Linked DNA regions of Mus musculus: region 1 is linked to region 2. The links are chromatin contacts, found by POLR2A ChIA-PET in ENCODE. All regions are on one chromosome and are shown on one strand. The core of a region is the stretch at or near the end of the contact, and the rest is flanking DNA. Distances in the headings are between cores, read along the strand shown. Region 1 holds the start of Ncoa3 (nuclear receptor coactivator 3). Region 2 overlaps Zmynd8 (zinc finger, MYND-type containing 8).

Evidence for each region. ChIA-PET counts read pairs that join two places held with the same protein, here RNA polymerase II (POLR2A).
Region 1: POLR2A ChIA-PET joins it to region 2 with 15 read pairs in Patski. The contact joins the promoter of Ncoa3 here to the enhancer-like site in region 2. POLR2A ChIA-PET finds 5 or more read pairs at or near these places in 4 of 5 experiments (Patski and embryonic stem cell).

What each region holds. Positions count from the first base shown.
Region 1 is chr2:165,990,052-165,994,990 of GRCm38, reverse strand. Ncoa3 (nuclear receptor coactivator 3) reads right to left here and starts at 2,354. Exons shown (of 23, transcript NM_008679.3): 1 at 2,233-2,354. LOC115489489 reads left to right here and starts at 1,210. Exons shown (of 2, transcript XM_030252296.1): 1 at 1,210-2,651. The coding sequence starts at 1,297. The coding sequence ends at 2,388.
Region 2 is chr2:165,851,351-165,856,413 of GRCm38, reverse strand. Zmynd8 (zinc finger, MYND-type containing 8) reads left to right here. Exons shown (of 23, transcript NM_001363020.1): 3 at 4,266-4,414. Among named protein-coding and RNA genes, the nearest start is that of Gm11465, 28 kb to the left of the region's middle. Within about 2 kb of position 2,118, at least 1 of the 3 ENCODE cell types and tissues checked has a DNase peak (open chromatin) inside an H3K27ac peak, as active enhancers do.

The DNA.
Region 1 (4,939 bases), core at 1,105-3,604, 140 kb before region 2:
AGAGCTGCCCCTTTTGCCTACAATCCCCAGCTATAAAATGTACTTCCTTCTATATGCTGAAAGCTAGCATGTGCCTTTTTGTTTTTTAATGCTGATTGGACAATTAAGTCTTTTCTATCAACATATAAAATACTCTATAATTTGGGATCACAGGCAGTTTAGATTACTGCTCATTTAAATTCAGAACCTGAAGCTACCTCCAGCAACACAGGAGCTACAGTGGTCGGTATCACTTTACATGTTACAAACAGAGGCTTCATCTTACAATGAAGCCTCAGGGTTCTACATCCCACAGACTATTATTTCTTTAAGGGTTTTAATACAGCAAACAGCAGTAGCACTAAATTCAACAGCCTAACAACTATTGAGATTTTTTAAATTCATGTCAATCAGTGCACTAGGTGGATGCCTGATGTCCACAGAGGCCAGAAGAGGGCGACCGATCCCCTGGAACTGGAGCCATAGATGGTTGCTGGATGCTGCGGGTCAATACCAGGTCCTCTAGTAGAGCAGTAACCAATGTTCTTAAAGCTCTGAGCCATCTCTCCAGCTCCTGCAAGTTTAAAATAGCAAAAAAAGAAAACACTACCCCTCCCCAGCCCCCGTTCCTGCTCTCAGTATATACCAGCTGGGGTTTGTTTCTAATGAAAATACTTTAGTCTTTAGTTCCAAAGCCAAACTTACTGCAAGAAATGCTAACAGTCATTGCCACAGACAGGGTTTCTAGTGGAAGAGATTCCTTTTTCAGTATTTTCAGACCTTTTCAGTTGGGTATCCGATGTGGAAAAAACCTATTCTGAATACTTGATAACCATTTAAGGTTTTAAAAGAACAAACGGCTCACAAACTCAGAGGTTTGCACTGCCCTGTTAGTCCACAGCCGTATCTGCTGAAGATCTGAATGCATGCACCCTTAGCTCCAGCAACTCATTTCTGCAACAACCTGCAGGAACAAATGCTGAGGCTTTGGCGCAGCAGAGATCTGTCAACCAAGCCGAGGGTCCCCGACATTTAAATCTCAGTCCAGAAACCCTGATACAGGACCTCTCATCTTATTCGTCCACCTAGCCCTTCAGCAGACAGGGGACTGACTCGCCTTCCTGGTTTTTAACCTCACAAGCTTAATTACAAAAACAAGTTGGCTTTGAAGCGCTACTCAGAAACTGCAACCAAAAAAAAAAAAAAAGGAAGTCTTCGCATTTGGGAGGGGGAAAAAGTTTCTCGACTTAAAGACACTTTCCAACCTTCCAGTGTCATACAGTGTGGAGTCCTAGGCTCCTGCTCCGCGGGCCTACGATGCTCTGGCCTCTCCGAGCTGCTCTCCTGCTTAACTTTTCCACCCTAGCCACCCTCAAGCTGCCTAGGGAAGTAGCACTGCCTCCCACTTCATTTAAACTACTGCAAACAGAATCAATGAACGAACCTAGACTGGGAATTTCAGAAGATGAAAGCGACCTCGATGATAGCCGACACAAGACGGCAGAGCCCCTATCCACGCCGCACAGAGAGGGAGAGACCCCACACTCATCCCATACAGACGGCCGACCCTGCATCCACGCTACACACACCTCGGACTCCTCATCCGCCAAGCATCCACCCTGGAGACATCGCGGACCCCGCATCCACCCGGTCCTCGCCCCGCACAGACCGCAGACCTTGCACTCACCCCTCGCACCTCCACTCACCCGGCACACACCAGCACACACCTCGCACACCGCACTCAGCTCCCTCGCCCAGCATCCACCCTGCAGACCCCCACACGCAGCCTGCATCCACCCCACACACCTGGCGGACTCCGGGGCCACCCAACACACCTGGCACAACCCGCAGACCCCCACATCCATGCCACACACCCCGCACACGCCACAGACCCCACTCTCACCCCGCACACACCCCGCGGGCACCGCACACTCCGTGTCCGCCGCGCCCGCTCGCAGCGGAGCCGCAGCTTCGGCCGGAGGAGCCGCCCGTGTCCGCTCCGCCGGGCGGCGCCGGCGGGAAGAGGAGACTCGGCTGAGCTTCTCCGACCCGAGATTCGGCGGGGGGAGCCCCAGCGGCAAGCAGAGGCCGCGGCCGCGAACTCCTCGCGACCCTGCACGGGCCCCGGAGCCCAGCGCCGCCCGCGCGATCCCTGTCGCCTGCGCCGCGCGTTACTGGCGACCCCAGGACCCCCGCCTCAGGCCATGCCGCCGGCCTCGCCCGCCGCTCGCCACTGCCTTTCTCTCCACTCACCGCTCGCCGCCATCTTCCCCAACGCTGTTCTCGATCGGAAACTCACAGCTCAGCCCCGGCCGCCGACACCGACTCCGCCGAGGCCGCCGCCGGCGCTCTGAGGAGCTGAGGCAGCCGCCGCTGAAGCCGCGGCGCGGGGGCCGCCGGGATTTGTAGTCCCGCGGCCACGCCCAGCACTACGGGTCCCAGGGGGCCGTGCGCGAGGCAGGGGGCGTGGCCGCGAGGCCTGGGTTCCCCTCAGCTCACCCAGCCGCTGGAGGTGAAGAGGACGTTCTGGGTTCGTTTTCCCGTTTGCCTGTCTCCATCCTGGAATTCCTGACTTCAATGGAGTGTTCATTGTGCGCCAAGCACCGTCCCACAAGACCAGTAGCTGAGGGGGCGTTGTCCTTACTTTTCAGAGGAGCAAACTGAGGCCCGAGGTCAGGAGCCCTGCTAAGTCACTGACTTGAAAAGGTTTCGGGCCTTGCGGTGATGGCACACGCCTTTAATCCCAGCACTCAGGAGGCAGAGGCAGGCGGATTTCTGAGTTCGAGGCCAGCCTGATCTACAAAGTGAGTTCCAGGACAGCCAGGGCTATACAGAAACCCTGTCTCGAAGGAAAAAAAAAGGTTTTGGCTCACAAGGTGTTGGTCCTCAGGTTTGGTCTCTGCGTATTGTGATTTAAACCAGAGAACAGCTTGCTTTACAGTGGGAATTACTGAGAGACAGCACCTTAACCAAGAACATCTTAAACTCGGTGCCACCAAAGGTGACTCAAACTGTCACGCCATGTCCCCGATAGGATGCAGTGCAGAAAGCAGAAAACTACCAAGTTAAGTGACCTGAATCTAACGGAATAGGAAAATAAATAAATAAATAATTTTTTAAAAAATTAAAGCGCAGAATGTGCAGCATTCTACAGAACCAGCCTCTCCTCCAAGAAAACCGATGGTAGCAAGTGAAGGCAATCCCAGTGACCCCATGGCTCCGGGGCAGAAACAGAAGAAACAAAAACTCAAAGTCCTCCTTCAAAGCAGGGATTTAAAGCCAAGTTGGGGATGGGGGTGAGGGGAGTCTGACCAAAATAAATAAGGCCAAAGTTAAATTCAATAAATGTAGGCCAGGCTAGACTCCAGTTTAGAAACCTGGCTGCCTCTGCCTCCCTAGTGCTGGATTAAAGGCATGCACTAGCAACCCCGGTTTATGGATAGTTCTTAGGTAAAAAGAACTTGTAAAGGAATTTGGAGTTAATGGGAAAAAATAGAGGACGTCTTGGGACACAACTGTATAAAATGTCTTCAGTGTGAATAAGACTAACCCTATCCTGAGGTTCTGCTGTCACCTCAAGGATTTCCCACCTGCACTACTTTACTGTTCTGCAAGTGTCCACTGTTTACCCTTGGAGTTATTCCCACAGCAGCCAAGTCCCAAACCTGGTGTGGTGGTGCACACCCTTAATCCCTGTACTCAGAAGGCAGAGGCAAGTGGATCTCTGAGTTCCAGGCCATCCAGGGCTACATAGAGAAATCTAATCTTAAAACTAAAAATAGTAATAATAATTCTAAATGTAACAAAAGTACATTAAAATAAATAATTACTGATTCAAGCACAGTACTGTACTAAAATTTTATCCATATTCAGACATATACATAATCTTTATATATGTATATGTTGAGAGCATAACAGATATGAACAGTAAAAAAATAATTCAATTGTTTCAGTAAAAGATCCAAAAAGAAGGCAGACATGCCGCTGCTTTGGGTGGGGTAAGCAGGTGACCCTGCAACAGCATCTGGCCGGTGCTAGAGCCAAAATTTAAAGTAGCTGATTGACTTGCTCAGGTAGATAATCAGCGAAGATGCTGCCTTCATCCTTCATCCTTCCCTGTTTGCCCAGACCACTCCTCCATGAAGGGATTGACTTGTGTCCCTTCTTCGAATTAGGCTTGGTTCTAAGACTGTTGCCCCAAGGAAACACAAGTCACAGGCCTAGAGCTTGAGAATGCTGCCAGCTCCTACTTCCTCCTTCCTGGCCCCAACTCTAGCTCTATGAGAATCCAGAGGGAAAGGAAGCACCAGTTGACAGAGGCTGAGGTCCCAGGCAAGACCCAACAGCAGCTGCCAGCCCTGCACACAGCCTTCTTGTACGTCCCTGTCCTTTGAGGGCCCCAGTGCTTACATCACCAACAAGATTAGCACCAGAGCTAGGCCTGGTAGGACACACCTGTAATCCTTCCATTTAGGAGGTAAAAGGACAAAGGTTATCCTCCACTATGTCTGAAATCCCAGGCCAGCCTACACATGGTATCCTGCAATCCCAGGACTCAGGAGGCTGAGGCAACAGGATTGTCAAGAGGACGGGGCCAGGCATGCAGGGCCACCCAATAAGAGCCTACTGGAAGGAAGAAAGATGGAGGGAGAAAGGGAGGAAGAGAGAAAAACTAGTTCAAATTCCAAAAAGGAATGTATTCTACTGGCCACATTCCATGTTGTAGATGTAAAGAACAGACCACCAGGGTGACTTTTAAAAACCTAAGGAATACAACTTGTCGATCACTTGACTGAGATGAAATATAAAACCATCACAGAAGGCCAGCACATGGGTCAGCAGATATAGTCCCTTGCCATCAGGCCTGAAGAGTGAGGTCTCAGAACAGAAGGAGAGAACCAAATCCCCCGAAAGCTATCTTCCATCCTGTACCATGTCATGCCCCACCCTCCTCCAGAAA
Region 2 (5,063 bases), core at 869-3,368:
TTGGTTATAGCTGTATCGTGTTGGAAATACATTTGAAGTAGTTTGAACAGGTCTTTGCTTATAGCTGCGTTATCTGAAGTGAACTGTCCCTTAAGTCAAAGGACACGCAGGAAGTGCTGAGCCTGATCATTTCTGATGGTTCCTAAGACACAGGCTCTGGAAGGATTACATCACACTCTTAGCTCTTAATACCCAGGAGGCCTCTTACTAACTTCAGGGAAATGTCACCAAGAGGAGAAGCTTCTGTTGCCTGCCCCAGTCCAGGCTGTGTTCCTGAGTCACTGTGCCATCTCCTCCACAAAGCAGGCCTGCTCCCTCACCCAAGTTAACACAGTCAGAGTCAGACTCATTTTGAGGGGGTGGATTGGAGGCAGGAAGTTGGTGAAGGGCCAGCAAATGGTGTCCTGCTAGTCCAGAGAAGGTGGAAGAGGAAAAAAAAAAGTACTTCTTGGATGCAAGGTGAACCATTCATTCCTCTGTGAGACAGCTGGTGGTGGCTGTTTGTCATCATCCCACATTTATACATGAGACGCGCTTAGCAATGTACCCTCCTCAGAATCAGATCATTAGAGAAGTAAAAGTCTGACTCAGCTTTCTGGAAGCGGTCCTTATGGTGATTTCATTACCATGACGACAGCTGGGTTTCTTCCCATCAGTGTACAGTACAGTCACCGGATGTTGGGTTCCTGATGGATCAGGGAGGTGTTTAAGCCACAGGGCCATAGGGCTCCCAGTGGGACAGGGAGGCGTTTAGGCAGTAGGGCTGACCTGCCCTTTAGTATTCTGAAAACGATAATTCCAGCCGCAGCTCCTAAGATGCTACCGGTGTTTAGCTTGGATACAGCAGTTAGACTTCCATAAGCTCTGGGGGCAGTCCTTGTGCTCGTAGCGGCAGATAGAGTTGAGGTGATCTGAGACAAGTTCTATGTAGCCCCCTGATGCTTTGTGCTATGTAGACCAAGGTAGTCTGGAACTCACAGAGGAAAGATTCAGACTGTCAAGGTCTAGGCTTGGCTCTGAGGCTGTACCGCTCTGGTCCACAGTGCCCCATCCCCTTCCTGATGGGCTGGTCCTTCGTGTCACCGTCCTTAGGGGTCTTACATAATGGAATTGAGTTTGAGAACCGAAGTACTTCCAAAGCCAGCTAAGAAATCTTGAGACAACCTAGAAACAGACCCTTGTCTCCCATGGGGGAATCTTCTCTAAACCTAACCACTAGCCTGGAGTTTGTAAGTACAGCAAATATTTGCCTGGTCAGTTCCTGGTTTGGACTGGCCAGAGTATTGTTTCTTTTGAGACGTGCTCATGTGAACCCCAGGCCACCTGCAGTTTGTTTGTTTGTTTTGGTTTTTTTCGAGACAGGGTTTCTCTGTATAGCCCTGGCTGTCCTGGAACTCACTTTGTAGACCAGGCTGGCCTTGAACTCAGAAATCCGCCTGTCTCTGCCTCCCAAGTGCTGGGATTAAAGGCGTGTGCCACCACCACCCTGCCAGGTCACCTGCAGTAAGTACTTAGGCTCTGACATGGGCAGAGTTGATGGGTTGTATTAGCTGCACGGAGAACAAACCCCCAGCTCCTTCCAGAGGCCTTGCGGCCCACAGCAGCCCAGCCCCCACTTTATCTGCCTGTGACATCACTCAGGGGCCCCGCCCTCCTTTACTCGTTATTGCCTTTTGCCTGCACCTGCTGCCTTTCATGCGCAATTGAGCCTTCTAAATCCCTTTCATTTCCCTTACTTTGATAAAGTCACACTGTCTGTAGTACACCAGGGTATATGCTGATATATAATCCCTTCTGCAGGCCCGCCTCCTGAGACGCCCACCTGCTCCCCCAGGAACCTGGCTGGACTTTGGGGTCCCCCCTGGAGTATTCCAGGTGTTTATATGCAGGATCGCATCCTTTTGGGGATGGGGCGTGTCGCCTCCTGGAGGCGCTAGACGTGTTGTTTTGTAACTGGACCCAGGCTGGAGATTGCCATACAGGAGTCCCTGGAGAGATACTGTCCCTCTTGGTGCTGGGGGATGGGACCGGGAGCCTTGTGCCTGCTGGGCAAGTGCTCTGCCACCAAATGGCACCCTCTGTATTACCTCATCACTCTTTCAGTGCGGGAGGGGTGGAGAGTGTGTGGCACTCTGTTAACTAGCCTGACCTGGAACTCACAGCAATCCATCTGCCTCAGCCTCCGAAGTGCTGGGGTTACAAGTGCCCGTGAATACAGATGTCTTTCTTACCCATGATTTGTGTGTTTGTGTGTGTGTATGTGTATGTGTGTGTGTGTGTGTGTGTGTGTGTGTGTGTGTGTGTGAGAGAGAGAGAGAGAGAGAGAGAGAGAGAGAGAGAGAGAGAGAGAGCGCCTGGATGTCAGTTATCTCCCCCTTGTTTGCCATGCATACAGCAGTCTACCTGGCCCATAAGCTTCCGGAGAGTCTCTTGTCCACCTCACATCTCGCTAAAGGAGTGCAGGGATTACAGATTCAGGCAACCATGGCTAACTTTACACGATGTCTGGGCTCGGGTCCTTTCGCTTGCACAGAAGCACATAACGGATCTATCCTTGAACTAACCACTACGTTCTTCATCTTGAGACAGGGTTTCACCGGCCCGGAATTCACTCTGTCAACCAAGCTGTTCGCAAAGTCATGGAGGTTTCTCTGTCTCTGTCTCTGTCTCCTGGCTATGTTCAGCCTTCTTCTTGATTTTTAAAATGTGTACAAGGGTTTTGCCTGTGTGTGTGTAGGTGCACCATGTGCGTGCAGAGGCTGGAAGGTGGCATTGGGTGCCCTGGAACTGGTGTTACAGATGGTTGTGAGCCACCATGTGATTGCTGTGAATTGAACCCAGGTCCCCTGGAAGAGCAGCCAGGGCTCTCAACCGCTGAGCCATCTCTGCAGTTTGCACTTAGCGTTCTTAGTGGCCAGAGAATGTTTTGTTGTATGGCTGCCACGCATTAAGCCACTCCTGTTTGTGGTCACTGAAGTTTGTGTCTAGTCATGGTGGTAAAGTGTCAAGTTGAAGCAGAGAGCACCTGCTGATACCCTCTAGGCTCCTGGTATCCTTTTCTGCTTCTCTCACTTCAGTTTCTCAGGGTGTGAGGTGCACCAGGGCATACCTTTGTCCCTAAGTTAATGAGCCCACCATCGGGCATGAACGAATTGTGGGTCTTACAGGTGAACAGGTGGATTGGTAGTGGAGTGGCAAGAGTATAAAACCAAGGGCAAATTGACCGGGGTGGGTGGGGCTTTTTAAGGAGAGAGTCAGTGCGAGTTCTTTGTTTGATGCCTTTAGACAAGGGTCTCAGACAGGGAGTGGGTGTGGCATGAGAACTTTCCTGGGGGAGGGGCTTGCCCTACTCTTAGCCAACTGAATGGGGCGCACTGCCTCCTTGAAGTGTCTCGGGGGTGTCTTGATTTTGCTGTTGGGCAGGGTGTGGAGATGTGTTTCTTGGGTGTCAGAGCAACACCCCTGCTTGTGTGACCACTTCTAGTAACTTGATGTGTTATTTTTTTTTGTTGCTGTGACCAAATCCATGACAAGAACCTAAGGAAGGTAAGGTTTATTTTGGCTTTCATCTTGAGGGGATGCAGGCTGCCATCTTAGGAGGTGGTGGTCGGCGGTGCTATCCGTGGCAGCGGGAGTGGGCAGTCGGGCTCCTCATGACCACAGCTCTTGCACAGGAGGTAGAAACAGAACAGGAAGCATGGCTTGGGCCTGGCTCAAAAATGTCACAGTCCACCCCTAGTGACCCGTTTCCTCCAGAGAGGCTCCTTCTCCTCAATACCACAGCTCCCACGACAGCGTCACCAGCTGGTGGCTGCAAGTTGAAGTATATGAGCCTCTGTGTGTGTGTGTGTTTCTCACATTCAAATCGTGGTCATGGCCTTGTCGCCAAGGTCGTGGAAAGGGCTGTTTTGTTTTAAAAAGTTGGTGACAGCTTCCCATGTAAAGATAGGTGATTGCCCCACAGATGTGCCAAGTCAGTCGGGGCCTGTGGGCCTTGGGTTGTTTTTATTTTTGTTTGTTTTAAAAGGGAAGGCAAAAATCTAGGTGGTTTGAGGGTTCTCTTGTTGTGTCCTTGGCACCTAGATAAGAAGAAAGACTCAGTGTCCCGAAGGAAGAGACAGGTAGATTCTAGGAAGAGAAAGTACAGACCTGTCACTCAGGGTTTGGGAACAGAGCCACAGTGACTGTGTCACCTGCACACCCTCACCAAATGACCCAGGCCTCCTTGAGAGCATTTCAAACATGGTCCTCTGTGTCTCTTTCAGATCCTGTCTCTACAGAGAAAACGGCCCCGAAACGGAGGTTCCCCAGCCCTCCACATTCCTCCAATGGCCATTCGCCCCAAGACTCATCCACGAGCCCCATTAAAAAGAAAAAGAAACCCGGCTTACTCAACAGTAGCAATAAGGAACAGGTAAAGGAGCCGCTGTGAGCGGCCTCTGTACCGGTGGTGGGATGGGGGCCAGGCGGCAGTGATGCAGCTTGGGTTCTTGGCTTTGCTGTAGGAGGCTGCCTGGCACTCGCTGCCATTTACATAAAGGGCAGTTCAGAAGGGGCCTGTGCAAACGTGTTCAGTGGGGTTTTAGATCTATTTTGAGGACAGAGGACAGAGCTATATGCCAGATACCGGGGGTGGTGGTGGGATAGTCTTTGGGTTAGTTTTTGGTGGTCTCAGGGTTTTCTTCTCCTCTGGGCTAAGACAGCTGCCTGAGGGGGTGGGAATTGTGTGGCTGAGACCATTTTCTCATCTGTAAAATGAAGGTCAATGGGGAAAGAAACCATCTGAGTCCAGCTTTGGTCATGGGCCACTGTTTCTTCTCTCCGCACACAGACCCACCTACCTGGCAGCCGATGCTGCTGTCAGAAATATGGAAAAGGATTTCCCCCCCCCTAAAGAATATTCTAGCTTTACACTCTCTGATGCAGGCTAGGTAGTCTTCGGATGTGAGCTGACTAGGGACCCGTAGATGGACTGGGGAGGATGTCTGTTCTCTGTGTGACTGTGAGTTTGGGCCTCGTTTTTGGTGACGGTTCCTTCATCTATTCTGAGCTTTTATCAAGTG